Regions from separate parts of the Mus musculus genome. Here region 1 is linked to region 2. The links are chromatin loops, found by intact Hi-C in ENCODE. Cell type or tissue: heart. All regions are shown on one strand. Each heading gives the region's core, and the rest is flanking DNA. Links, peaks and the distances in the headings are about the cores only.

Region 1 (2,817 bases), core at 34-2,533, 100 kb after region 2:
GCAGTGCTGATGCCTAAATATCGCATCACATCTATGATAAAATATAGAAACAGATAGACCACATACTTACCTGGGGTTTGGCCATTTCCTGCTTTTCTTGAGAAAACAAATGTATGAAAGCTGAGCTAGAATGAGTAGAGTAGAATATAACAGTAGAAACCATTAGCTTTGCAGTACTCAGAATCATCTGCCCAGAAATCTCTTCACATGCGAGGCCACTCTCTGGAAGAGTATGGACAACTCTAAGTTTTTTGTTTTGTTTGGTTTTTGTTTGCTTGTTTGTTTTTTGTTTTGTTTTGTTTTGAGACAGGATCTCTCTGTGTAGCCCTGGCTGGCTTTTAACTCCCAAGTACTAGAATTAATGGAGTGTGCCACCACATCAGCAGCAACAATTCCTTGTAGTACTGATAGAATCTATTCCTAGGGCTCTGTGCATGCTAAGCCAGTACTATACCACTGAGATACATAGAACAGATTTTAATAATGCCAAACTAAAGCAATCATAGAAAATGTGTAATATGATAATAAATAGAAATTCAGGATGAAATGCTCTATAGTTGTTAAAAAATGTATGGAACTACACACGTATTATCTACATATTTTGTAACTCAAAGTTTAGAAAACTGTTTCAGAAAAATATCTTAAGCCAAATTAAATTTCTAAATAAGATATATAAAACTGCAGGCATACATTTTAAATATATAAATTAAATGTTAACTATTAAGTGATATATAGCTCTTGAATGTCTAAGAATGGACATTTAAATAAGGGAAAATTAGCTCCTATTTTCTTCTCTATTTTCAAGTTAATTCTTTATTTCTTTATTTATTTAGGTTTTTCGAGACAGGGTTTCTCCTAGCTGTCCTGGAACTCACTCTGTAGACCAGGCTGGCTTCGAACTCAGAAATCCACCTGCCTCTGCCTCCCAAGCGCTGGGATTAAAGGCGTGTGCCACCACCGCCCGGCCTCAAGTTAATTCTTAACTCAAATGCTATTTATTACACTCTAAAACATAAGCCTCTACCTATTATTCAAATGGTACCTGTCTATCCCTCCTCAGACCTCCAAATGTCCAAAGGCCGCTAAGGCTCTACAGATGACGTTTTTTGTCTGCTTGTTTTCCTTTTTCTCTCACCTCCCTCACTGGGGCTGTTTAGCTCAGGTGCTGTAAAGAAGTCTTTAAATGCTGATTTAATCCAGCACTCTTCCCCATGATTCCTGCGAGCTGTACACTGGAAGACGGAAACAAGGGGGCGCATCTAAAGAGGGGATCACTGTGCTAGAAAATGTGTAAAAGCTAAAGTTTAGTACGACTCACTTAATCCTAACTAGCCTCATAACTTTGTCCACTATTAAGTCCGCAGACCCCCGTTTACTCATCTCTCAAGCCCCCATCATCCCATCTCCCAGTCTCTCGCATCAATGACATACCCGAACCTCCCTCCACTTAGAACTACCCACCACTCAGCTCGCGACCCCAGTCTAACACAGACCCTCATCTTTACTCAACCAGATTTTTTGCAGGGTGTTGAGTAGACCTTTCCGTAAACGGCCTGGAAAAGCACTTCCGCATCGGACCAACTAGCTGTCTCTGTCGCCTAAACTTAGGACAGCGGTTTGTTCTACGCATGCTCAGGTTTGCCTTTGAGACAGCATCCGCCAATAGTCAACATGGCGCGCAAAGGCGACCAGGCTCAACGCAGGCGCAGAGGGTAGTGGGCCGCGTCGGTGATGTCACCGATTAGGAAAAAAAAAACAAAAAACAAAAAAAACAAACGGCATCCACTGTTTCTTTTATACTCCCGAGTCTCCTGACAAAGCTGGTGTTTGTTTTGCAGAAATTAGCAGTTTCTAAGGACGTCAGGCGCCATTTTTTTTTGATACAGCAGAAAATGGGAGGGTCCAATTAAGAAAATTATTAAAACAAGGACGAATTCCTGTGGTGAATTCAGAGAGTAGCCACAGGGTACAGGTGTAATTAACAAGACAATGCAGGCCTGCGACCTCTTTAAGTGATTTGAATACCAGTTTAGGGAAAAGCCTTGGCTCCATCCTTTTGTCTAGTACTGGGAGTTTGCATTTTAGTATCTAAAGGACCATAAGACAATTCAAACAACAAACTTAAGAATTTACTGCCATAGAGGGCCACACAGTGGGAAAAGTAGTGTTTTAAGTGGTGGCTGACAATGCCTTCACCTTTCCAGAGAAAGCAGTCATTGTGCTGGGAATGAGAAGGTGTGGTTATTGACTACATGGTATAGGACTTTCTAAACCAGAGACAGGGCATCATATTTTATTTATTAAAACAGACGGAGCAACCTAACATTGTATACCGAGCTTAAAATTACATATAAATCTACAAGCAGTTAGTTACCGCCCACTTCACTGCACCCCTGCAGTGTATTCAATAAAAAACTATTCTTTTAAAATGGTGCAGGATAGCCCAAATAAAACCCTCACCTCTTCGTGTTACCCAACAGCTGGCTGGGGGCCTTTTCCCAGACAGGATTAGTGGGCAGGGTAAAAGATTTTCAGTCACTGGTCTTTGGCAATTTTTTTTTTCTCCCTGTTTGGTGGCAAGTGATGGCTGCAGCAGGTGGCAGCACAACCTCGAAATGGCTTAGTTGGGAGTTTTTACCACAGCTTTGTTTTGTTTTGTTGTTTTTCGAGACAGGGTTTTTCTGTGTAGTCCTGGCTGTCCTTCTTGGAACTCACTCTGTAGACTAGGCTGGCCTCGAACTCAGAAATCCGCCTGCCTCTGCCTCCCAAGTGCTGGGATTAAAGGCGAGCGCCACCACTGCCCACGTTTGTACCACA
Region 2 (2,817 bases), core at 205-2,704:
TTAGCATGCTCACACAGTCCTAGTTCTAAATACCTAACTTTCTATTCAGATTAGTAATGACAGCAATAGCAATCATCCAGTTGTTGAGTCTTTAGTGTATTTCAGGCACTGGGGTCAAATTCCTTTCCTAAAACAACTATTTAGGTTATTTGTTTTATTACCCAAGACAATATCTGAGTTTCTCAGGCTAAGTATTGAATTTGTAAACACACCAAACAATTCTTTCCTCTCAGCCTCAATATAATAATAGTGGGGTTTATCTGCATTTTTAAAATGTGTTCTTACTTGCATTTATGTGTTTATTTTGTGTACATGTATGGGTGCCATGATACATACCTGGAGGTCAGAGGTCAGGTTTTTGGGAGTCTTTCTTTCTTCCACCATGTGGGTCCCAGAGATCTAACTTAGGGCATGGGGTTGGAGGCAAGCCATCTTGCTGGCCCTAGTTTGCTTGTTTTGAGACATAATCTCAAAGCCCAGGCTATACACAACCTCGAATGTAGGTGAAGATCACCTTCAACTCTGGGTCATCCTGCTCCTGACACTATCCCAAGTACAGCAATTGCAGGCCTGTGTCACCACACTGGATTTTTTTTAAAATAGAATATTGTTCTATTTTCAAGGCTGGCTTGTAATCCTGGCTAAACAAGTGAATTTTCCCATCTCTCCACTAGAAGTGGCACACACCATGGAGCTTGAGCCTGGCTTTATTCTATTTTTTTCTCCCTTTGAGAAAGTTAGTCTGTAGCCCAGACTGGTTCTCAGCTTTACAAAGATCCTCCTGCTTCTGGCTCCCAAGTGCCGGAGTTGACACATTTAAAACTCAAACACCACGTTAAGAAGGCCTAATAAACTTTTCCATTTCACAGATGAATAAAGTTCACAAAGGTGAAGTAAGGTACAACTTGTTCATAAATATTGGTTAAATGGCCTAGTCAGAAACACCCTGTGTTCGGAATGACTATTTTAAACCAACAAACAAGGTCAGAGCTCTGCTAAAGGGACAAGTTCCAACCACATCTCAGCCCAGAAGTCAACCCTATTCCCAGAAGTCTGGGCGGCCAATCCGAAAGTTTGGTCGGCATTCTGTCCCACCCACCACGTGAAATTTCTCAAACGTCACGCCTCCCACGTTGTCACTCACTGCAAGTCTCGCTGCAGTACGTCACTGATAAAGGTCTCGTACCGCAGCACTTTCTCCCCCACCGTATCCAAGGCCCGCCGTTTCGGGGGCGTCGCCATGACGGGCACCTGGGGGAGTAAAGGGGGGGGCACGTTGAGCGCTCTATTTAAACTTCACAAAATTCTCTCCAGCCACTCAACGTTGGGGATGACTTCTTTCGGCTCGAGCTACGGAGTTGCTTCTGCCCAACCCGATTTTGGAACTCGTTCACTCACCGGTACAGGAGTACGGCGTTTACCGTAGGGCCACCGGCAATAACTGTTAGTATGAGCCGCGGCTTCCGGGTGGCGCGGATGGATGATGTAATTTCCAGCAAGGGAGCCAACCAAATCGATGGGAGGGGCGGTCCGGCGTGTGGGAAGATGCACTTAGGGGAAGGGCTGCAGGCGGGGCCTGAGTGAATCCTTGGAGGTAGCAGGATCCTATGGATCTAGATGGGCCTGGCACGCCGCGGTCTGCCAGCAGGCGGATCGTCGCGAGCTGGCGGGAGACTGGTTTGGGTGACGTTCAATGAGATTTGGCGGGTTCTGAGGGAGGGTGGACTTACAGGAAGGTAGGGAGAGGGAGTTAAGTGTTTATAATTAGTAATTTGAAGTGTGTGTGTGTGTGCGCGCGCGCGTTGGTACTGAACTTATAGGCAGTTGTGAGCTACCATGATGTGGGTGCTGATAATGGAGTTTACATTCTCTGCAAGTTTTATGTGTTTTTAACTGATGAGCCATTTCTGTATTCCCCCCTCCTTACTCTTACATTTGTTTTCCTATTTTATGTGTTTTGTCTGCATGTTTATGGACTACATGCGTGCATTGCCCACAAAGGCCAGAAGAAGTTGTGGGATTCCCTGGAACTGGAGCAACCAACAGTTTGTGTGCACCATGTGGGTAATGGGAATCGAACCTGGGTCCTCTATAAGACTGGCCAGTGCTCTTAACTACTGAGGTATCTATATAGTCCCTATTTTTTTCTTTTAGAAACATTTCTATTCTTTGAGAGTTTCATAGATGTATGCAATATATTTTCATCATCTCCACTCCCTTTTCCCTCCAACTCCTCCTAGACTCCTCCTACCACATTTTCCTCCAATTTCATATTCTCTTTAAAACAAACAAACCAAATCAAAACCAAAAGAACTCACTGAGACCACTTAAGCATTTAATAATTTTAAAAGCACAAGAGTGCCTATAGACCAGCAAGGATTATGGTACTAATCTATAAGGAAGGCAGTATATCCTGTGGGGATCTGTTTGAAAAAAATATATGTTGCACACATTGTTTGGTTTTCACCCTCCATAAAGGGAATGAATAAGAGCACATAAAAATGTTTAAATGGAGACAAATTTTAAGAAATTTATCTTGAATGAATTTCTGCTTGGTGGCATGCAGTCCATGATGAGGGCTACAGAGAAACCTTGTCCCCCAAACCAAAACCAAAATTTGATGTTACATGTATTTAAAAGTAAATTTGATGTGCTTAAAGCAGATATTAGGAAGCTATATAATATTAGTTAATCTTTATTTGCTAAGGAGAACAGTTTAGATAGACTAGAGTTGGGTCTGTTAAGTTTATTAACATATTTCATGTAATTTTTCTTTAATTTAAAAGATACTTTTAGGTTATCCAAATGGCTCACTGG

The links. A loop is a pair of places that touch in the nucleus more often than their neighbours do. Peaks named below come from ENCODE experiments on the same cell type or tissue, not always from the same donor. Only the 100,000 strongest peaks of a DNase experiment are listed, where the experiment ranks them.
Region 1: a loop joins it to region 2, with 4 times the contacts of the local background. A loop is called at or near these places in 3 of 42 quality-filtered maps.

The regions. Positions count from the first base shown.
Region 1 is chrX:21,060,433-21,063,249 of GRCm38, forward strand. Zfp182 (zinc finger protein 182) reads right to left here and starts at 1,606. Exons shown (of 5, transcript NM_001013387.2): 1 at 1,462-1,606; 2 at 71-96. The coding sequence starts at 85. In heart, for the core only: a CTCF peak has its summit at 1,250; a DNase peak (open chromatin) is centred at 1,659; H3K4me3 peaks cover 1,348 bases; H3K27ac peaks cover 995 bases.
Region 2 is chrX:20,960,536-20,963,352 of GRCm38, forward strand. Uxt (ubiquitously expressed prefoldin like chaperone) reads right to left here and starts at 1,443. Exons shown (of 7, transcript NM_013840.3): 1 at 1,399-1,443; 2 at 1,145-1,251. The coding sequence starts at 1,242. It overlaps A230072C01Rik (RIKEN cDNA A230072C01 gene), which reads left to right and starts at 1,141. Exons shown (of 6, transcript NR_027445.1): 1 at 1,141-1,177; 2 at 1,315-1,443; 3 at 2,002-2,122. In heart, for the core only: a CTCF peak has its summit at 1,657; DNase peaks (open chromatin) are centred at 1,116 and 1,506; H3K4me3 peaks cover 2,037 bases; H3K27ac peaks cover 1,374 bases.